Linked DNA regions of Homo sapiens: region 2 is linked to region 1. Evidence: read pairs that join two places in POLR2A ChIA-PET (ENCODE). Cell type or tissue: A673. All regions are shown on one strand. Each heading gives the region's core, and the rest is flanking DNA. Links, peaks and the distances in the headings are about the cores only.

What was found. Peaks named below come from ENCODE experiments on the same cell type or tissue, not always from the same donor. Only the 100,000 strongest peaks of a DNase experiment are listed, where the experiment ranks them.
Region 2: POLR2A ChIA-PET joins it to region 1 with 10 read pairs; 2 of 35 experiments call an interaction of 5 or more read pairs at or near these places.

What each region holds. Positions count from the first base shown.
Region 1 is chr10:117,089,163-117,093,558 of GRCh38, forward strand. It overlaps a transcript of SHTN1 not described here. Among named protein-coding and RNA genes, the nearest start is that of VAX1, 47 kb to the right of the region's middle. In A673, for the core only: no CTCF peak of the experiment used is centred there; DNase peaks (open chromatin) are centred at 1,869 and 3,449; H3K4me3 peaks cover 479 bases; H3K27ac peaks cover 4,000 bases.
Region 2 is chr10:117,157,094-117,161,489 of GRCh38, forward strand. MIR3663HG (MIR3663 host gene) reads right to left here. Exons shown (of 3, transcript NR_121651.1): 2 at 3,521-3,747. Among named protein-coding and RNA genes, the nearest start is that of MIR3663, 8.5 kb to the right of the region's middle. RefSeq lists an enhancer at 2,267-3,023. In A673, for the core only: no CTCF peak of the experiment used is centred there; a DNase peak (open chromatin) is centred at 2,528; H3K27ac peaks cover 842 bases.

The DNA.
Region 1 (4,396 bases), core at 312-4,311:
GAAAGAACTGACTAAAATGGGCACAAGGGAATTTTGAGGGTGACAGAAATGTTCTAATCTTGATTGTGGTGTTGTTTATGTGGTGTGTACATTTTTCAAAAGGCTTGAAACAGTACACTTAAAACAACCTTTATGTAAGTCATATCATTGTAAAAATTTAATAAAAAGTAATTTAGAGTCTAGAAGTGGGGAAAGGCAGGATAATACTTCAGGAACTTTGTACTCTCTTTAAAAAGTAACAAAAAATCACCATTTAACTTACAACATATAAAAAATTAACTCAAAATGGATCAAAGACCTGAACTTGAGACTTAAAACTATAAAACTCTTAAAAGACAACATAGAGCAAAAGCTTCATGACGCTGGATTTGGCAATGATTTTTTTGGATAGGGCGTCAAAAGCACAGGCAACAAAAGTAAAAATAAACTGAACTACATCAAGATTAAGAACTTCTGTGCATCAAAGGACAGTATCAACAGAATGAGAAGAAAACATACGGAATGGGAGAAAATATTTGCAAATCATATATCTGATAAAATATTAATATTCAGAATATATAAAGAACTCTAAAACTCAACCACAGAAACAAACAAGCTGACTCAAAAATAGGAAAAGGAATTGAATAGACATTTCATTCATTATGGAAATACTAGGAAAATGAAAATCATTAGGGGAATAAAAATCAAACCCACAATGAAACACCACCTCATACCCATTAGAATGGCTATCAAAAAACACAAAACAAAAAACAAATAGAAAACAACATATGTTGGTGAGGATGTGGAGAAATTAGAACCCTTGTACACTGTTGGCGAGAATGTAAAATAGTGCAGCCGCTATGGAAAACAGCACAGTGGTTCTTCAAAGAAGATCCTACAATATCACTTCTGGGTATAAATCCCAAAGAACTGAAAGCAGAGTCTCAAAGAGATATTTGTACACCCATGTTCATGTTCATAGCAGCACTGTTACTAACAGCCAAAAGAAAGAAGCAACCCAAATGTCCATCAATAATGAATGGGTAAACAAATTGTAATATACATACAATGGAATTATTCATCCTTAAAAAGAAAGGAAATTCTGACACGTGCTACAACATGGATGAACCTTAAAGGACACTAAGTCAGTTTAAATAAGCCAGTCACAAAAGGACAGATACTGATATCCCACTGATAAAGGTACCTAGAGTAGTCAGATTCATAGAGACAGAAAGTAGAATTTGGTCGTCAGGGGCCAGGGGACAGAAGGCTGGGGAGTTGTTGTTTTAACAGGTACAGAGCTTCAGTTTTGCAGGATGAAGAAGTTCTGGAGATTAGCTTCACAATAATGTGAATACACTTAACACTACTAAACTGTACACTTAAAAATGGTTAAGATGGTCAATTTTATGCTATATGTATTTTCCACAATTTGAAATAAAACAAAACAATCACCATTGGGTGGGCTCAAATAAAAGTTAAGAATTCAGAAGGGAATAAGGGCTGTTTCATATGATTGTGCCAGTTGTCTTACACAAGGGCACCTAGCTATGAATTTAAAATCCGCCCCGTCCTCTGTTCTCCAAGCCATGTGCCCTAATTTGTGAAAACAGAAGGAAGGAAGGAAGGAAGGAAGGAAGGAAGGAAGGAAGGAAGGAAGGAAGGAAGGAAGGAAGGAAAGGAGGGAGGGAGGGAGGGAAAGGTGAGCCAGGAAAAAGAGGATAGAGAAGGGGAAGAAGAATAAGAAAAAGGATCTGACTGTTGGGGTGGATCTGTTCCCAAGACTTTTTCTTTAAAGGCTTCTGACCCTGTGACAGAAGAGCACAAGTTGGCTCAGAATGATGATTTAGGAACTGTGCTTCCCTTTCCAACTACAGTGTGTGTGGTAGCACTAAATTATCCTCTGGAAGAGAAGATTGAAAGCACAGGATCACCTTTTACTATTTCTCTTGACCTCTGTTCCAAATAGGAAATGACATCATGCTGAAAAAGTCCACCATTACTCTCAGTTAAATTCTGCCTTCTTCTGAATGGAAATACTCCTGAGAGTAATTAACGCATCAATATTAACATTTATCGAGCTTACGCGTTGTGCCAGGGACTGTTCCAAATACTTTACATGGATTGTATCACTTAATCCTGAAATATCTCAGATGAGGTAAATAGTATTACTATCCAAATTTTAAATTTTATAGATGAGGAATCTGAGACACAGGCTAAATAGCATAAGGTCACACAGTCAAAAAGGAAAGCTCTGGAAATCCACATTTGACTTTTCCTTAAATGACAGACATGACCTTTCCCCATAAATGACCTTTCCTTTCAGAACAGAAGCTAAGCAAATTAAAGAAGAACTGGTATTCCTTGGACTATGTCACCTTCTAAGGGGAGGTGGAACCTACTAAGTTACCCTGAGGGAACAAAAACAAAGGCCCAAAGAATGCCAGCCCATTTCCAAGCAGCCTCTCTTAACAGGTAAGCACAATCCAAAGGCTTTGAGTTCCTAACAACACTGAATTTCTTGCAGTTTTTAGCATATACATTTTCTCCAGTATGCATTTGCTCATGCTGGTCCTTCCACTGGGAAAATATGGTCCCTTGCCCTACTTTACATGAATGACTGCCTCATCCATCAAGACCGAAGGCAAGTAGTGAGTGTCCTTTCCAGGAAGGTTTCTCTAAGCCCTCTTCCTCCCACTCTGCCAGAATGAGCCTAGTTCCCTTACTACATGACATGGAAATGATCTCTTTTCCATGCCTGTATCCTCCAGTTGAGGCAGGGACTGTGTCTTATTAATGACTGCCATGTGTCAAGTGATCAGGGCTTTACATACAGTGTCTCATTTAGCCTTAAAAACAACCCTGGGAGATTGGTATTCTCAACCCCTTATAAATGAGGAAAACGTCTAAACTAATAAGGGATAGATGAAAGATTTAACCCAGATGTGACACCAAAGCCTGTACATGTAACCACTATATTGCATAGTACTTCCCGTACTTAGATTTGCATTCACTATGCCCAACACAGTAGCTTGCAAATAACCGATGTTTAAGAGATGTTTACTGAACTGATTTGAAGCCATGGGCTTAAATGATCCCCAGTAAGGATGTGAACATAATAGGTTAGGTTATAACTTTGGCCTCTCACAGGCAAGCAAACTCTAGTTTGGGTAATGACACTAGCCTCTCAGAAACTCTCTTGCTGCTGCATATGAAAGCCTATGATTCTCTAGATGACCAAGCTACAACATCCTTTATCCAGAATTTGCGACAAATGCGAGAATTGATAAATCTGTAGGAGTAAATCCCTGTGTGTTTGAAATGAACCAACACACACAAATGCAGACACGGTATTTAAAAATTGTGAAACTTTATCCCCTTTGGGGACAAATTAAGCCAATAAAAACAAAGGGGAAGAAGAAGGCATTCTCTAGACCCATCTGGCTGCACCCAGTGCATAAGGATCTGCCAATCATGAGGCAACGGCGCCCAGCTGGTTTGGGTCACTGAGAGAAAAGCTGCATGCAGATAGTTTATGTACTGGAATAAATCAAGATGAGCAATTACCATTTTCTGGAGAAGCTTGGACTTATTCAGGGTGAGCTTTCACATTGTTACTGTCTTTAGAGAACCGAATTTTAGAAAAAGTGAGGGGGAGATAAGGGAGAGACTGAGGCTGAAGGGTTTAAAAAGAAAAGGGTATGGGCTCATATGTAATACTTTCTTCAGCTCATAGATAAGAAATGCCTGGTTGAGGGACAGTTCCACCAGGTCCACTAATAGCAGTACATGAAGAATTTGACAGAGCTGAAATTCTTCAACAATTCTAAGGGCTTCACAATAAATGCAAGAATAGCAGCCAATACTTATAGAGTCCTAAATGCTTCAGACTCTACAATATATAATGAGAACTCCTTCAATAAATGTCAGTAGTAGTCATTATATCTACTATCATTAGTATTACTATCCTCAGTTCACTATCCCTCACAAGGACACTGAGTATATACTACCATCATCCCATATTACACATGAGGAACTAAGCTAAGACAAGTTAGGTAGCATGCCCAGATACATACAATTAGAAATTGGAGGCAGCAGAGCCCACAAGTGCAGAAAGTATTACTACAATAATAATGGTAGCCACCATTTTACAGCTACTGCAGGTGATCTTGTGTTGAGCACTTCACAATCACTATCTTTCAAGCTCACACCAACCCTGCAAGGCATTATTATTAATAACTTGAAATGAAAAAAAAAGCCACGTATCATGGTGCATGCCTGTGGTTCCAGCTACTCGGGAGGCCGAGGTGGGAGGATAAGCCGAGATCATGCCACTGCACTCCAGCTGGGGTGACAGAGAAAGATCTTGTCTCAAAAACACAACACAACTAAACAAAACAAAAACCTGAGACTCAAA
Region 2 (4,396 bases), core at 80-4,079, 68 kb after region 1:
AGGCAAAACAAGGAAGTTTTCGGAAGAGCTGTAAGAAAGCAGAAGGGTTATCCGGTTCACTTGTTGCCATAATCCTGGACTTTCTGCAAACACATCATACACCATGACATCATGATGTGTAATGGGATCATATCACAAAAAACCAATGTAATGCCATCAAAAGCATGACCCTTTAAGAATATTTCAGAATTCACACATTTAGGACTAGGGAACTTTAAGGAAATGGTATTAAAGACAGCCATGATCTACGGCTGGGCGCGGTGGCTCATGCCTGTAATCCCAGCACTTTGGGAGGCCGAGGCGGGCGGGTCACCTGAGGTCAGGAGTTTGAGACCAGCCTGACCAACATGGAGAAATCCCGTCTGTAGTAAAAATGCAAAATTAGCCGGGTGTGGTGGCACATGCCTGTAATCTTAGCTACTTGGGAGGCTGAGGCAGGAGAATTGCTTGAACCCGGGAGGCAGAGGTTGTGGTGAGCCGAGATCACACCATTGCACTCTAGCCTGGGCAACAAGAGTGAAACTCTCTCTCTCAAAAAAAAAAAAAAAAAAAAAAAAACAGCCATGACCTTAAAAATTTTGTCTCACTCAAAGCTGGAGTGGATCTCTTTTGTTCCATAGACTTCTCTGAGCCTCCCAATCCATCAGTAGGGAAATGAGAACTTCTTACAAGCCATTGTAAGAACTTCTCCCCTATTTCAGGCATTCCTTATGAAAGCTTTTTTTGTCACATGTCTGATATCCTTAAGGAAAAATAAAACGTGTTGGCCTTAATGATTTCAACCTCTTAGACTTAAATGGAACACAGTAATATGCCAGTTAATTTCTGCTTGTAGGTTCCCAAGTAGGGCTTAAAAATATATTCTAGCTTTCTCAACTATTTTTCATAAAGAAGAATCATCATGACTGTGAAGACCACTGTGATTTGTGGAATAAATCCATAAATGTATAACCCAAACAGATCAACTAAATGAAGCTTCCCTCGAGCATGACAGTAAGTCGGCTGGGCTCTAGGAACAAAATGTGTAAGCACAACACTCACAGAGTGGATATTCTTTCAAGTGATAGAGACAGGGTTGGGAAGGACTCTAGAGTTAGAGCCTTCCATGGGCAGTGCTGTTTATTGTATACACAAATAATAGTGACAATCGCTAATATTGACTGTGGAATGCTTTACATGCACCTTGTCATTCACACTTTCTTACAAATAATGGGGCACTATTCCTTTTATTTCTTCTACTCTTAGAAATAACAGAAGCTCAGAGTGGTTAGTAACTTGCTCTATCACCTAGAGAGCAAATGGGGGAGCCAGGCTTCAAATGTGGGTGTGTCTGCCTCCTGATCCCCAACTCTTAAGCATTTTGCCATTTCATCTTTCACCAAGGCTCTCCTGCTCTCCAGCATGATCTGGGCTCTGAACTGTTTCTCCACTAGCCATCTGAGGATAGGTTTCCACCAATTCAGCCACCGAGCTGCTGGAGACGGGGGTTATTAGATTACCATCTCAGAGCAAAACAAAATCAGTATAAAATCTTAGCCTCATTAGCATGGGACTCAGTCTCCTCAGGTAGCCAGTCTTGGCCATTGATTTTTTATTATATGCAGCAGTTACATTTCAGTTTCTCAAGTTACTCATAGCTACATATGAGTAATAAAATGATAGCAACAACTGGAGTGATGCTAACCATTAGTTTGCCTTGAGTCCAAGGACAAAACAAAGTCTTAAGTGTCCTACTCACTCCTTAGCTCCAAAGTAAACAAGTCTTTCTGCTACTAGTACTGGATTAAGCTTCATAACATTGTCCAGGTGAAAGTACTTAGGGCTGGAGGCCTGTGTAGATGCTTGTAAAGAGGGAGATGCTTTGGCAGATTAAACCCATTCTGTGGGCTTGTTCTATTTTCTGGAAAATCTCAAGTATGACAAAATAGCTCCAACGAGTTATTGTTCATCAACATCTGTCATAAATGTTAGAAATCTTGGCATCATTTATCTCTATCTCAATCTCATCTCTATCTACATTTATAATTTACTTATGTATTTAAAAAGAAATAGAAAAAAACACCCTGGTCTAATGGAAAACATCTCAGCTCTAGTGGTTCCCAACCTTTTGGGGTTTGAGAATCAACAACACAATGTTATGAAACCTTTTGGGGTTTGCTATTCAATAACAAAACAAAAAAAGATAAAACAACTATAAATAAATCCTATCTGGCTGATTTAAATTATAGAGCTCATGCAGCTTGAGCAAACCCTCTTCCCTTAGCCATGGTGTGATTCCTCTTGATTGAGAATCGAGTTTCTAGGCTACTTCTCAGAGAATGAAATTACAAAACACAAGATAGCAGATTTTTAAAAAATTGTCACCAGGTATCCCTGCTGGATATCAAGTGACTGGGTCAGAAACTCAGTTGGAAACTCTGCTTAAAGAAGAGCGGAACAAATCCCCCTTGCCTGGGAGGCCAAACAGAGCATTGTTTTAGTTCCGTAGGAGATAATGACAATGGAATAAAACATTGTCCCGGGTAATGGTCTCCCGCTGGTAGGGAAATGCGTAGGCAAAAACAAACAAGGGGCTGAACTGCTACCTTCTTTTTAAAGCAAAAACTGTTGATCCTGGAACTGAGTACCTCCTAGCAGCTTCCATTTGGTTATATTAAGTCTTACATTTGGAGGTGCTCTGGGCTGGGGTGTCGCTGGGTAAATAGGGGGCAGGGTACAGATGTTAAGAGAGCCGCTAGCTCTACTGCTTCTGAACTGCTGGCTTCAGAGATAGGCTTAGGGGACCATTTTGAATTTCATCAGCCACTGGACAAAACAGGCTTTCCATAAAAACACAATCACCACTTCATGCTTTGCTGCCAGCTGAGATCTCCCTGCTGCCATATTCCACCCTCATGCCACCCATTTTATGACTGCCGATTAGACTGATATATATTGTATTGGTAAAGTTCTGCATTTCTTGAAAAGAAAACCTTTATAAAATAAAGAAGAATGAAGCCAATAATCCATTCATTTGACACAGAAAGTCAGCACTTTCCGATCTTTCTCCTTTTTTCCCTTGCAAGATAATATAATATGTAGAGACTGTCTAATGTGTCTCTCAAAACAAGATTTAAATCAGAGATCAAAAGTGGGTAGTGATTTAAAATTCTAAATTTTGGAAAAATAGCAACTATCCTTTCATTTTTGAAACAAAAATAAATGAAAATTCAGGGCCAAAGTCGTCCTTCTGCCAACTGGAGCTTCTGTAGAACACACAGCTCAGACTCTACCACACAGATGGAAAATAGTCCGAATGCATGCTGGCAGTATTCTTTCATTCCACGAACTTCTACAGTTTCCTTTAAAGCAGCATGGCATTCAAAAGTTGAGGTCCAATTCATCTTTGCTGTTAATGAGGCATTTTACAAGTGTATTTTTTTTTCTTGGGAAAAAATTTTGAATTGGGTAAAACAAATGGCAAGTGGATATTTAAAAACAAAAACAAAAACAAAAACAAAAACAAAAAACACCTCCTTACTTGGACTGGTGATTGACTTGCTTAGAATTCTCTGGGCCAGCATTTCATTTCCTGATGGCTGCCATTTCCCCTCCCATTCCAAGTTCTCTCTACTTGGGGCTGACACAGGACGTGGAAATACTAATATGGCTGCTGGGACTCCTTTCGTGTATTTCAGCAAGAGAATTATTTCGTATCAGTGCTCAGTGTCTCTCCAACTTTTCCATTTCCTCTAAGGTCAGGTTTCCCTACAAAGAAGAACGCCATATCGATTGTTAGTAACAGGAACTAAGCATTTGGGGGCCAGACACACAACTTTTCTGTTTCATGGTGTCACTGGCAGAAGAGGATCCTGGCCTGAATACACATTGGAAAGAGGCAATTTATATTTTTATTACAGTCATTAATCTGATATTTCTAATTTAAAAACATTCATTTGGAAAAAACTCAATGATGAGACAAAACAGTGTTTTTGCCCTGTTACCTGTATGTAATTATCTCAGTTTTCTCCCTCACCTTTGTGGCTTGATGAGGATTCCCTGGTTAAACGCAACTCCAGTACGTAATAAAGGGCATCAGTTACTTTTGAAGGTGCTTTGGCAATGTGGTCACTAATGTAAGTAACCATCACAGAAACCTCAAGTCGAGAGAATAAATGGGAGAATAATAAGCAGAGAGAACTAGCATAGGGAAAAAGTTAAGGGGGGGAGGTAAAAATTTGGTGGAAACAGAAAAACTCTTTAATGTGGATGCTAAGGAACAAGATCAAAGTATAAGAATTTGGATTAGGCAGGATCAGTTCAAGTTGTTAATAAAAATATGTGGGAAGAAACGAAAGCAAACAGTTCTCGGATCAGTCTCCAGGTATTCAGGGCTGGCCAAACACAACGAGAAGTG